2 separate regions of the Mus musculus genome follow, and region 2 is linked to region 1. The links are chromatin contacts, found by POLR2A ChIA-PET in ENCODE. All regions are on one chromosome and are shown on one strand. The core of a region is the stretch at or near the end of the contact, and the rest is flanking DNA. Distances in the headings are between cores, read along the strand shown.

Region 1 (6,624 bases), core at 2,926-5,425:
ACACACACACACACACACACACACACACACACACACACATGCACACACTCCTCCCAAGGCAGACATCTTGTCTTAAGGAGGAGGCACAAGTTTTGTCTGCCTCTGGCTGTAACAGGATGCTGTCAGTTTCGTCCTTAAAGGTGGGCCCTGCTGTCACTGTCCCCTAGGTTGGCTCTGGTTCCAGTTAGCCAAACAGAAACGACACAAAACCAGGATATTTTAAACCCCATCCCTGCCTCAGTTCCCCCTCATTTCAACGCAGACAAGAAGCCCGCTGCTTGCCTGCTTGCCCGAGGCAGATAAGTCCAGAGTGCCTGCTTCCTAGTTGCTGCCTAAGCTATCTGGGGATGCAGCTTGCAGAGGCCGCTCCTGCTGCTGCTGCTGCCGCCGCCTGGCTGCCTGCCAGAGGCTTTGAGAACCATCTCAGGGAGGCCTGGCCTCTGCTAAGTGAGGCGCAGGGGAGGCAAGCTGGACCAGTCTCTCCTCTCCTCCGAGGCTGTCTTGACCCAGCGAGGCTCCCGGAACACCAGGTTCTGACCTTGTGAGAGCCACAGAACTGAGCTCCGTGCATAAGCTGCTGCTTATGGCTTTATTCTGAGACACGGTCTCGCTGCATCGGCCAGGCTGGCCTTGATCTCGCCCTCCAAGAAGCTTAAAGCCAGCCTTGGACTTTCCAGCCTCCTAAGACAGTCCCTCACTCCATCGTCCACCCAGTAGCTGGGATTGCAGGCCTGCACCACCATGCCTAGCAAAAGAGACAAGTTTTAATGTAATTTCATTAGCTCATTATTTATTAATATCACTGAGGAGCCTGCTTGTTTAGGCCTGTGTCGCTTTTCTGTGCAAAGCATTCTGGTTAGGTTTCTTTTTTTCTGTCGTTCCCATTGCCTCGGACTCCCAACCTCAGTACAGTGTACATTCTGGGTCTCAAAATTCCTGGCAGTGCTGGCGGGGGTGGGGTACGTGGGGGTGGGTACTCCTGCAGTGTTTTTATTGTATCTTTGGTTTCTATTCTCTGGGTGTCAGCAGCCAGTTCTTCTCTGTCTGTGACAGCCCAGAAGTCTCCATTTGTCACTTCCATTGGGGGGACGACGGGGACAGATTTTAAGAATTATAAAAAGCATCATTTGAGGTGGCAATCTAACAGGAGGCTTGGACAGGACAGGGGGCTTCCCCGGCTTCTCGTCTGTGATGGGAGGTTGCATCAGTTGAATCCGATGTCTCTCAGCTCTGTGCCTCAAAGCAAAGCCCACCTAAGGGTGGATTGCTAAGAGGAAGATAAGGCTCAACATTGCTCCTGGGAAAAATGGGCCTCAGCCTGGCCTCACTCCCGTGGCTTTCTCCAGAGGCTCAGCGATCCAGGGTTACTACTAGTGTACATGTCAGATCACAGGCATCTGCTAGCTGTGTGACCTTGAGTGGTGCACAGTGTCACTTCTCTGGGCCCTGTTCAAGGTGTAAGCAATCCCTGCCCCGATGAACTTAGCCTCTGAGCAACCCAGATGCGGCCCCTGAGCCCAGGCTTGGAGAAGTAGCCTTGCTTCTCGCCTGTCAGCCACATTCCATTAGGCACTGGATCAGCCTTGGTTGGTAGGCGGACCTCCCGGCTTCCTCCTCCATCGGTGTTCTTCCCAGAATCCCGTCTGCAGCCTTACCTTTGTCTCTTGTCTCCAGCCCAGTTACATTTCCCAGATAACCTCAGACAAGCCTGAATGGCAGCAGCATTCCTCAAACAAAGCTGCCCCAATAGGTCACCAGCATATGCCGGCAGCTTCCTGCTCTTTGCCCTAGAAAACAGTTCAAGTGATCAGAGCCTGGGAGAGAGGGAGGGAGGGAGGGAAAAGGGAGAGGGAGAGCACGGGAGTACGTGTGTGTGTGTGTGTGTGTGTGTGTGTGTGTGTGTGTGTGTGTGTGCGCGCGCGCGCGCGCGCGCTCCCGCTTACACAACAAGCTTTAATCCATGCGCTCCCCTGCTGTGTATGTATTCTCTTTTCCAATTGGGAAGTTAGGTGTCCCCAAGACCTATCAGCAACTCCGTGTGTTGTCGCCTCCCCTCACCCCCCAAGCCATACTTCATATGGCTGATAGTAGAGTCCGAAGCCACATGAAGGGGAGGGTGCCCGGATCAGGCCTCAGGTTCCCTGTTTGGTCCCAGTAAGGTTTCCCTCCCCAGTAAGAGCCGACCCTTCCCTTTGGGTGAAGCCAGGCCTGTTGTCCTGAGTGCCTTTGTCAGGCCTAGTGGCTCTGGAGTTGTCCCCTGCTGCTATCGACCTCAGCTGGTTCAAACAAAATCCTGTCTCCTTTCCAAAGCCAGGGTTTTGTCCTGCAGTACTGTGTGTTTAGATTCCTGGCTGGGTCTGGAGCCTGAGAGCAGATTCCCCAGCCAGGGAGAGTGCACACTGGCCTGCTGGGCATCTGTTGTCCTTGGGGGGCAGGGAGAGCAAGCCATCAGCTCAGCCCTTCAATTCCTTTGAGGAAACGCCTGGGGAGGCAGGAATGAGTCCTAGTTTCAGTAGCTGAGGGGGACTTTATTGCTTTCTGGGTCCACCTCCTGGTGTCTGGCTGCATCAACTGCCGGCCCCTGAAGAAAGGTGTTTATTTAGCGTCTTTTTTTTTTTTTTAAGAATCTTGTTAATTAAGGATGTTGTTGTTTTTAAAAAAATAGCTAAGAATAGGAGAGAGCCTTGGACAGTTTTTGATTCTCCTCTGTGCCTTTTCTACAAATGACAGTTTTTAGGAAAGAATCAGGCACTGGTCTCCCACCCAGCACCATCGGGGAGAATTCTAAGCAGGTCTGAGGAACTAGTTAATATTTTACTGGGGAGCAGAGCCAGAGATGGGGGGAGTAGGGGGACTGCCAATGTGAGGCTGTGTGTGTGAAATTGCCCTTCCATCTGCCTTAGGGGACGAAAAGAAGCAGTTCTCTGTGGAAATAAATTGAAGCAAGAAGCCTTACGAAGCCCAGGGGATTTGTCTGCCCACCAAACAGGGCCCAGTTTCCCCCCAGAACACACATACAGGGGCGATTGTGGCAGAAAGGGCCAACCTGTGGGTGTGTAGGCCTGACTATAATGGACGGGCTTGTTTCCTGGCCCGGTTTGACATCTTTCTCTGTCCCTCTGGATTTAAATGGCTTCTCTGACTGAGAGGCACTGCCTGTATGCCCTGGATTCACAAGGTCCACGCCTCCTTGGGAAGCAGAAGCGAGACAGCAGCTAGCTAGCTCCCTCTCTCTCTCTCTCTGCATCTGCCCGGAGAGCTGCAGCTGGTATTTTTCCACAGGCCCTTTTCTACAATCTCAGGGCCTAGTTTTTCCCAGCGAGGCCCAGAGTCCCAGAGAGGGTTAACAGGCAGGAAGCTGAAGGCATCACAGACTAAGACGGAAGTCAGATTTTTGTTTAACTGACAGGTTTAGCAGGCCTCATCGGTGGGGGGAGGGAGCAGAGGGAGGGAAGACTTAAATGGAGGCATGTGGCCTGCTAGCAACGCATTTGGCTTTTCTTAGGGTAAGCCTGGAGAGGGTATCTCCCTTGCCATCCTGACAGAGCCCTTTTTGGTTTGTCTTTGAGGATCGGCTGAGGGGTGGCGGTGAGAGGTTAGAGGTCTCCCAGTTTTGCAAATGGCTCTGTGGGCCTGCCTTTTTTCCAAGAGCCACTTTGACCATGACTAGGCAAACTTGATCGCTCCACCTCACAGCAAGCTGCACCTCTCAGCTCCCTGGAACCTGGGTGCCCCTTGCTGATTTGTTGGGGCTCCCTCGGGCTGCCTGTCTCACTCCCCGCGCGCGCCCCCCCCCCCCGCCCCCCTCAGAGGCCTGCGTCTGGCCTTGTCCCTATTGCTTCTGCCTCCCTGGGGCTCTCTCCACCCCTAAGCTCGACTTTGTCCTTTGAGACCCACTCAAGCTGGCTTGTTCTATAAAACGGCCTGCTCGCCTTCTTAGAGAAGGACTTGTGTGTGGGGGCAGGCGTGGATGGGTCAGCCAGCCCACCCCAAAAGGGCCCTTCCCAGTGGCGCGCTGGCTTCAGGCTTTGCTGGAGCAGGTCAGGCTGGCTGCACGGGTTTGCCTGGCCTGGGGGATCGAGCCAGGGGGTGGGAGAAGTGCTTGTGGAGGCCCCTGTCCCAAGTTTTCCCTCCTGCAGAAGGCCTAGCTTAGCCTGTCTTTTTCTATGCACAGGATGGCTCTTGCTCACCCGAGCCTCACAAAGATAATCGCTCAGGAAGTGTTTCAGCCAATCGGCGGCGGCTTTACACTCCGATTGGCCGGGGCAGCCAATCGGGGATGAGCTTTTATTAGGCGGCCAGATCATCAGCCGAAGTGCCAAACCCTTTTTCTGTGAGAACTAGGAGCCTGTCCTCCATGTTTTATAAGTATTGACATTACACAGTTAACAATGCATCCACAGAGGTAAGCTCGGCTTTTTAACCATCTTTTCCCCCCTCCCTCCGAGTCATCGAGTCGTGGACTAGCAGTGTGATTTCTCTGTAGCCTGGCTCTGCCACACTTCCCCCCCCAGAGCACTTAGGGTAACTTGGGACTGTTTAGAGAGATTTTTTTTTTCCTTTTTGGGTCACATGGCTAAGTAGCCATTAGCCATAGCTTGATTTTACAGACTGGTGAGGGCTTGGAATACCTTTATTTTGACCAGGACAAAGAATTTCTGGACTAGTTTGAAGCTAGATCCTGGTATGCCAAAAGAGAAGCTATTATCCCCCCTTCTTTTATTTTATTTTTCCCTCCCTTCCTCTCCCCCCTCTCCCTCTCTCTCTGAACAGTCCTCCCCCTGCACTGTCGGCCGCTGTGTGTCACATGCCTGCTGGGGGAAGAAAATGGAAGGTAAGCCAGAAGCCAGAAGGTCTTCTCCCAGCACAGTTCAGGACTGCCTGTGGCAGAGAGCAGAGCAAGCCAGCTTGCTTCTCCAGAGCGGTTCTGGGAAAGGCTGGGCTAAGTTCTGACAAGAGAGGATGCGTGTTTGCACCAGAAGTCAGGCCTGAACAAGAACAGTACTCAGGGACCCAGGCTGGTTCCTGGGCCTAGGTGGGTGGTGGCGTGTGGACTGTCATCTCTTCCTCTCCAGAGCTTCGCACTCGCAGCAACATTGTTCAGGGTTTTTTTTTCCTCCCCCCGACTTAGCTTGGTACAGAATGTTCTTCAAGTCAGCCTACAGCCAGCAAATGGTTCTGAAAGTGTTTCCTAGCCTCTGAGGGAGTTTTTGGAGTAGGCTTGGTGCCTGGGGGGTTGGGGGTGGGTGGGGTGGGAGTGGGGATGGGGAGAGATTTTGAATAACATCCTGAAGGGGGGAAAAAAAGAGATCTGTGAAGACTCTGACTCCTTTAGTTTTATACTTCTTGCATGATTTTTCCATGGGCTAATGTCTCTTTTATCCTTGTCTCCCTCCCCCCTTTTCAAACATTCTATCATCTTCTGTCTTCTGTGATACAGTGCAGGGGACATGGCTCATACATACCTGAGGCTCATGACAGCATCCCATATCCAGTTGCTGGGTTGTGTTGTTGTGGTTGTTGTAGTGGTGGTGGTGGTGGTGGTGGTGTGTGTTTTTAATAATACCATGTAACTGTTTACCAAAAAAAAAAAAAAATTTCCTTTTTGATCAAGTCCCAAATCTGCCAGCCTGTCCTCTCCTCCTAACTGGGGAAAAGTGAGACGGTTGCTTGAACGTGTGTTGGGTAAGTAAACCTGCCTCCTCTGCGAACGTGGATCAAGAGTTTGGTGAACCTCTGGGGTCTGTGGTAATGGGGGTGGGGAGAGGGTGGCTTCCAGAGAGTGTCTTTGAGTTTAGGTGATGGCTGGAATCCACTGTTGTTCCTGCTAATCTGCAGTTAGGGCTGCAGCTCTCACTTCCTGCTTACTCTCCGCTGGGGGCAGGAATTACTGGGTTCCTTGTGACTCGCAGCTAGACCTTGGATTGTGCTTGGCTCTTCTGAACTCTGGGTAGGTGATCTGCTTGTGAAATGTGAAATGTGAGCAAAGCTGTTTTGTCCTTCCAGGGTTCCAGAGCCCCCCCCCCCCACACACACACAGGGCATGTGCCTGCATGTGCGCCTTGTGTTTTCATATGTAAGTTTTATGGTGTTTACATCTAGAACAGAAGCCTAGCCACTCCCAAACTAGGTTTGGCTTAGAACCCACTGACCACTAGATACAGCCTTCACCTCCCTGAAAGTCTGGGCCACACACCCCTGTACATGTTGGCTTTGCATTTGCCCTACTTTTGAGGCTGCAGCTAGAATCTTAAAGTCCTCACCTTCAGGGTCCACCTGGAAACTCACCACATCTAGTTCCTGCTTTGAGACCCAGTCAGGCTGCATGGAAGGGCTGTCTCTGAGCAGTGGTTATCCTAGGCCAACGGCACAGACTCTTGACTTTTTTTCTTCTAGTGTTCAGGCAGCTGAAGCTTTGACATCAGTTGAAAAAGGTTCACTTAGTAAAGAGAGACGGACTAAATTATCAACTGGGCAGTCTGTGTGGGGCAGGCCGGTGTCGCCGAGTCAAACACAGGTGGGGTATAATGTTCTTTAAGCAGTGCCTTAGCCGCACACAAGTTCTGTTACTCTCTTTATTCTTATCTCCTTGCTGTAAGTGGAAATTACAAACTGAGTTTCTTG
Region 2 (6,624 bases), core at 2,574-5,073, 110 kb before region 1:
ATTATTTCCTAATGTATGTGTGCCTACATGAGTTCTATGTCCTCCACATATACGCAAGAGACTGTGGAAGCCAGAAGAGAGCATGAACTGAGACAGCCAGAACTGAAGTTACAGATGGGTGAGCAGCCTCGTGGGTGCTGGCAAGGGAACCAAAGTCCTCCTGAAAACCAGTAAGGTCTCGTAACCACTCAGTAACTGTAATGAACTGTTAGTATTTTTTAAATATTACTTATTTTTATTTTATGTATATGACTGTTCACTATATGTATGTATGTGCAGCGTGTACAGAAGCCTGGGGAAGACATAAGGGCACTGGATGCCACAGAGCTTATTAAGTTTGAATAGGTTGTGACCATGTGGGGACTAAGAACCAAACCTGGGTCCTATGAGAAGCTGCATGGGCTCTTACCCCCGGGGCCATCTCTCCAACTCCTCTGGAGTAATTTTTAAAATCATTCTAGCAAAACAAAGTGGAACAAGCCTTCATTCTCACTTGAGAAACTGAAACAGGAGGCTGAGTTCAATTGAGGCCAACCTAGCTGCTAAACTAATTAACTTCATGATTCAGAGGCTTACAAAAGGTAATAAATAATCCTGAGGTGTCATAAGTCTCTAATCCCAGCATCTGAAGGGCGAGGCAGGAAGATCACGAGTTCAAGACCAACCAGAAATATAAGCTCCGGGTTCCACACGGGCCTGAGCATCTCAAAACACCAAAGACGGGATGGAGAGATGCCGGGTTCCACACGGGCCTGAGCATCTCAAAACACCAAAGACGGGATGGAGAGATGGTGGCGTAGTGGTTTAAAGCACTTGCTACACTTTCAGAGGACCAGGGTTCGAATATCAGCATGTACATGGCAGCTCACTATTTGTAACTGAATTCCAAGGAATCTAACATTCTCTCCTGGCCTCCACAGACACAAGGCACAGGCAAGATGCGGTGTACCAACCAACATACACACAGGCAAAACACACATACATGTAAATTTGGGGAACTGGCTATATAGTTCAGTGGTTAGGAGCACTGGCTGTGCCTACAGAGCACCTCGGTTTGATTCCCAACACCCTCATGATGGCTTTTGTTTGTTTTGCTTTTATTTTTTTTGAAACAGGGTTTCTCTGTATAGCACTGGCTATCATTCTGTAGACCAGGCCGGCTTCAGAGATACATCTATTTCTGCCACCAGAATCCTGAGATTAAAGGCATACAACATTATGTATGCCCTACTCACAAAGCATCCTTAAATTCAGTTCCAGGGATCTGACAGAAGGGATTCTCTTCTGACCTTTTAAGCAATAAGGATGCACATGATGCTCAGACATACATATAGACAAAATACTCACACACATAAAAATAAAATAATCTTTAAAAAAGACAATCTTGATTATATGCTGAAGTTTGTGTTTTGAAGTCCTCTTTAAAGGGTGTTTTCTGATGAAAATGTCCTCCGTAACTGCTTACAATTAGAGCTGCCCCTTTTGCCTACAATCCCCAGCTATAAAATGTACTTCCTTCTATATGCTGAAAGCTAGCATGTGCCTTTTTGTTTTTTAATGCTGATTGGACAATTAAGTCTTTTCTATCAACATATAAAATACTCTATAATTTGGGATCACAGGCAGTTTAGATTACTGCTCATTTAAATTCAGAACCTGAAGCTACCTCCAGCAACACAGGAGCTACAGTGGTCGGTATCACTTTACATGTTACAAACAGAGGCTTCATCTTACAATGAAGCCTCAGGGTTCTACATCCCACAGACTATTATTTCTTTAAGGGTTTTAATACAGCAAACAGCAGTAGCACTAAATTCAACAGCCTAACAACTATTGAGATTTTTTAAATTCATGTCAATCAGTGCACTAGGTGGATGCCTGATGTCCACAGAGGCCAGAAGAGGGCGACCGATCCCCTGGAACTGGAGCCATAGATGGTTGCTGGATGCTGCGGGTCAATACCAGGTCCTCTAGTAGAGCAGTAACCAATGTTCTTAAAGCTCTGAGCCATCTCTCCAGCTCCTGCAAGTTTAAAATAGCAAAAAAAGAAAACACTACCCCTCCCCAGCCCCCGTTCCTGCTCTCAGTATATACCAGCTGGGGTTTGTTTCTAATGAAAATACTTTAGTCTTTAGTTCCAAAGCCAAACTTACTGCAAGAAATGCTAACAGTCATTGCCACAGACAGGGTTTCTAGTGGAAGAGATTCCTTTTTCAGTATTTTCAGACCTTTTCAGTTGGGTATCCGATGTGGAAAAAACCTATTCTGAATACTTGATAACCATTTAAGGTTTTAAAAGAACAAACGGCTCACAAACTCAGAGGTTTGCACTGCCCTGTTAGTCCACAGCCGTATCTGCTGAAGATCTGAATGCATGCACCCTTAGCTCCAGCAACTCATTTCTGCAACAACCTGCAGGAACAAATGCTGAGGCTTTGGCGCAGCAGAGATCTGTCAACCAAGCCGAGGGTCCCCGACATTTAAATCTCAGTCCAGAAACCCTGATACAGGACCTCTCATCTTATTCGTCCACCTAGCCCTTCAGCAGACAGGGGACTGACTCGCCTTCCTGGTTTTTAACCTCACAAGCTTAATTACAAAAACAAGTTGGCTTTGAAGCGCTACTCAGAAACTGCAACCAAAAAAAAAAAAAAAGGAAGTCTTCGCATTTGGGAGGGGGAAAAAGTTTCTCGACTTAAAGACACTTTCCAACCTTCCAGTGTCATACAGTGTGGAGTCCTAGGCTCCTGCTCCGCGGGCCTACGATGCTCTGGCCTCTCCGAGCTGCTCTCCTGCTTAACTTTTCCACCCTAGCCACCCTCAAGCTGCCTAGGGAAGTAGCACTGCCTCCCACTTCATTTAAACTACTGCAAACAGAATCAATGAACGAACCTAGACTGGGAATTTCAGAAGATGAAAGCGACCTCGATGATAGCCGACACAAGACGGCAGAGCCCCTATCCACGCCGCACAGAGAGGGAGAGACCCCACACTCATCCCATACAGACGGCCGACCCTGCATCCACGCTACACACACCTCGGACTCCTCATCCGCCAAGCATCCACCCTGGAGACATCGCGGACCCCGCATCCACCCGGTCCTCGCCCCGCACAGACCGCAGACCTTGCACTCACCCCTCGCACCTCCACTCACCCGGCACACACCAGCACACACCTCGCACACCGCACTCAGCTCCCTCGCCCAGCATCCACCCTGCAGACCCCCACACGCAGCCTGCATCCACCCCACACACCTGGCGGACTCCGGGGCCACCCAACACACCTGGCACAACCCGCAGACCCCCACATCCATGCCACACACCCCGCACACGCCACAGACCCCACTCTCACCCCGCACACACCCCGCGGGCACCGCACACTCCGTGTCCGCCGCGCCCGCTCGCAGCGGAGCCGCAGCTTCGGCCGGAGGAGCCGCCCGTGTCCGCTCCGCCGGGCGGCGCCGGCGGGAAGAGGAGACTCGGCTGAGCTTCTCCGACCCGAGATTCGGCGGGGGGAGCCCCAGCGGCAAGCAGAGGCCGCGGCCGCGAACTCCTCGCGACCCTGCACGGGCCCCGGAGCCCAGCGCCGCCCGCGCGATCCCTGTCGCCTGCGCCGCGCGTTACTGGCGACCCCAGGACCCCCGCCTCAGGCCATGCCGCCGGCCTCGCCCGCCGCTCGCCACTGCCTTTCTCTCCACTCACCGCTCGCCGCCATCTTCCCCAACGCTGTTCTCGATCGGAAACTCACAGCTCAGCCCCGGCCGCCGACACCGACTCCGCCGAGGCCGCCGCCGGCGCTCTGAGGAGCTGAGGCAGCCGCCGCTGAAGCCGCGGCGCGGGGGCCGCCGGGATTTGTAGTCCCGCGGCCACGCCCAGCACTACGGGTCCCAGGGGGCCGTGCGCGAGGCAGGGGGCGTGGCCGCGAGGCCTGGGTTCCCCTCAGCTCACCCAGCCGCTGGAGGTGAAGAGGACGTTCTGGGTTCGTTTTCCCGTTTGCCTGTCTCCATCCTGGAATTCCTGACTTCAATGGAGTGTTCATTGTGCGCCAAGCACCGTCCCACAAGACCAGTAGCTGAGGGGGCGTTGTCCTTACTTTTCAGAGGAGCAAACTGAGGCCCGAGGTCAGGAGCCCTGCTAAGTCACTGACTTGAAAAGGTTTCGGGCCTTGCGGTGATGGCACACGCCTTTAATCCCAGCACTCAGGAGGCAGAGGCAGGCGGATTTCTGAGTTCGAGGCCAGCCTGATCTACAAAGTGAGTTCCAGGACAGCCAGGGCTATACAGAAACCCTGTCTCGAAGGAAAAAAAAAGGTTTTGGCTCACAAGGTGTTGGTCCTCAGGTTTGGTCTCTGCGTATTGTGATTTAAACCAGAGAACAGCTTGCTTTACAGTGGGAATTACTGAGAGACAGCACCTTAACCAAGAACATCTTAAACTCGGTGCCACCAAAGGTGACTCAAACTGTCACGCCATGTCCCCGATAGGATGCAGTGCAGAAAGCAGAAAACTACCAAGTTAAGTGACCTGAATCTAACGGAATAGGAAAATAAATAAATAAATAATTTTTTAAAAAATTAAAGCGCAGAATGTGCAGCATTCTACAGAACCAGCCTCTCCTCCAAGAAAACCGATGGTAGCAAGTGAAGGCAATCCCAGTGACCCCATGGCTCCGGGGCAGAAACAGAAGAAACAAAAACTCAAAGTCCTCCTTCAAAGCAGGGATTTAAAGCCAAGTTGGGGATGGGGGTGAGGGGAGTCTGACCAAAATAAATAAGGCCAAAGTTAAATTCAATAAATGTAGGCCAGGCTAGACTCCAGTTTAGAAACCTGGCTGCCTCTGCCTCCCTAGTGCTGGATTAAAGGCATGCACTAGCAACCCCGGTTTATGGATAGTTCTTAGGTAAAAAGAACTTGTAAAGGAATTTGGAGTTAATGGGAAAAAATAGAGGACGTCTTGGGACACAACTGTATAAAATGTCTTCAGTGTGAATAAGACTAACCCTATCCTGAGGTTCTGCTGTCACCTCAAGGATTTCCCACCTGCACTACTTTACTGTTCTGCAAGTGTCCACTGTTTACCCTTGGAGTTATTCCCACAGCAGCCAAGTCCCAAACCTGGTGTGGTGGTGCACACCCTTAATCCCTGTACTCAGAAGGCAGAGGCAAGTGGATCTCTGAGTTCCAGGCCATCCAGGGCTACATAGAGAAATCTAATCTTAAAACTAAAAATAGTAATAATAATTCTAAATGTAACAAAAGTACATTAAAATAAATAATTACTGATTCAAGCACAGTACTGTACTAAAATTTTATCCATATTCAGACATATACATAATCTTTATATATGTATATGTTGAGAGCATAACAGATATGAACAGTAAAAAAATAATTCAATTGTTTCAGTAAAAGATCCAAAAAGAAGGCAGACATGCCGCTGCTTTGGGTGGGGTAAGCAGGTGACCCTGCAACAGCATCTGGCCGGTGCTAGAGCCAAAATTTAAAGTAGCTGATTGACTTGCTCAGGTAGATAATCAGCGAAGATGCTGCCTTCATCCTTCATCCTTCCCTGTTTGCCCAGACCACTCCTCCATGAAGGGATTGACTTGTGTCCCTTCTTCGAATTAGGCTTGGTTCTAAGACTGTTGCCCCAAGGAAACACAAGTCACAGGCCTAGAGCTTGAGAATGCTGCCAGCTCCTACTTCCTCCTTCCTGGCCCCAACTCTAGCTCTATGAGAATCCAGAGGGAAAGGAAGCACCAGTTGACAGAGGCTGAGGTCCCAGGCAAGACCCAACAGCAGCTGCCAGCCCTGCACACAGCCTTCTTGTACGTCCCTGTCCTTTGAGGGCCCCAGTGCTTACATCACCAACAAGATTAGCACCAGAGCTAGGCCTGGTAGGACACACCTGTAATCCTTCCATTTAGGAGGTAAAAGGACAAAGGTTATCCTCCACTATGTCTGAAATCCCAGGCCAGCCTACACATGGTATCCTGCAATCCCAGGACTCAGGAGGCTGAGGCAACAGGATTGTCAAGAGGACGGGGCCAGGCATGCAGGGCCACCCAATAAGAGCCTACTGGAAGGAAGAAAGATGGAGGGAGAAAGGGAGGAAGAGAGAAAAACTAGTTCAAATTCCAAAAAGGAATGTATTCTACTGGCCACATTCCATGTTGTAGATGTAAAGAACAGACCACCAGGGTGACTTTTAAAAACCTAAGGAATACAACTTGTCGATCACTTGACTGAGATGAAATATAAAACCATCACAGAAGGCCAGCACATGGGTCAGCAGATATAGTCCCTTGCCATCAGGCCTGAAGAGTGAGGTCTCAGAACAGAAGGAGAGAACCAAATCCCCCGAAAGCTATCTTCCATCCTGTACCATGTCATGCCCCACCCTCCTCCAGAAAATAAAGGTGATCATAATTCTATAAGCTGGTGGGCTTCCCTACAATTTACTCTCAAATGTCTCAAAGGGAAAAAAAAGTGCTGGATGGTGGCAAGGGCATGTGGGGGCAAATGTGGCATTGTGAATAGATTTTCTTTTAGAACACTATGTGGGCTAATTGGTTTTGAGGGTTTTTGTTTTTGGGTTTTGTTTTGTTTTTTGTTTTTTGGTTTTTTTT

The links. ChIA-PET counts read pairs that join two places held with the same protein, here RNA polymerase II (POLR2A).
Region 2: POLR2A ChIA-PET joins it to region 1 with 44 read pairs in Patski. The contact joins the promoter of Ncoa3 here to the promoter of Zmynd8 in region 1. POLR2A ChIA-PET finds 5 or more read pairs at or near these places in 4 of 5 experiments (Patski and embryonic stem cell).

What each region holds. Positions count from the first base shown.
Region 1 is chr2:165,882,389-165,889,012 of GRCm38, reverse strand. Zmynd8 (zinc finger, MYND-type containing 8) reads left to right here and starts at 4,175. Exons shown (of 23, transcript NM_001363020.1): 1 at 4,175-4,405. The coding sequence starts at 4,392. 1810021M19Rik (a long non-coding RNA gene) reads right to left here and starts at 3,284. Exons shown (of 3, transcript XR_866948.2): 1 at 1,656-3,284; 2 at 539-745. It overlaps Gm11465 (a long non-coding RNA gene), which reads right to left. Exons shown (of 2, transcript XR_003953963.1): 2 at 6,562-6,624.
Region 2 is chr2:165,989,836-165,996,459 of GRCm38, reverse strand. Ncoa3 (nuclear receptor coactivator 3) reads right to left here and starts at 3,823. Exons shown (of 23, transcript NM_008679.3): 1 at 3,702-3,823. LOC115489489 reads left to right here and starts at 2,679. Exons shown (of 2, transcript XM_030252296.1): 1 at 2,679-4,120. The coding sequence starts at 2,766. The coding sequence ends at 3,857.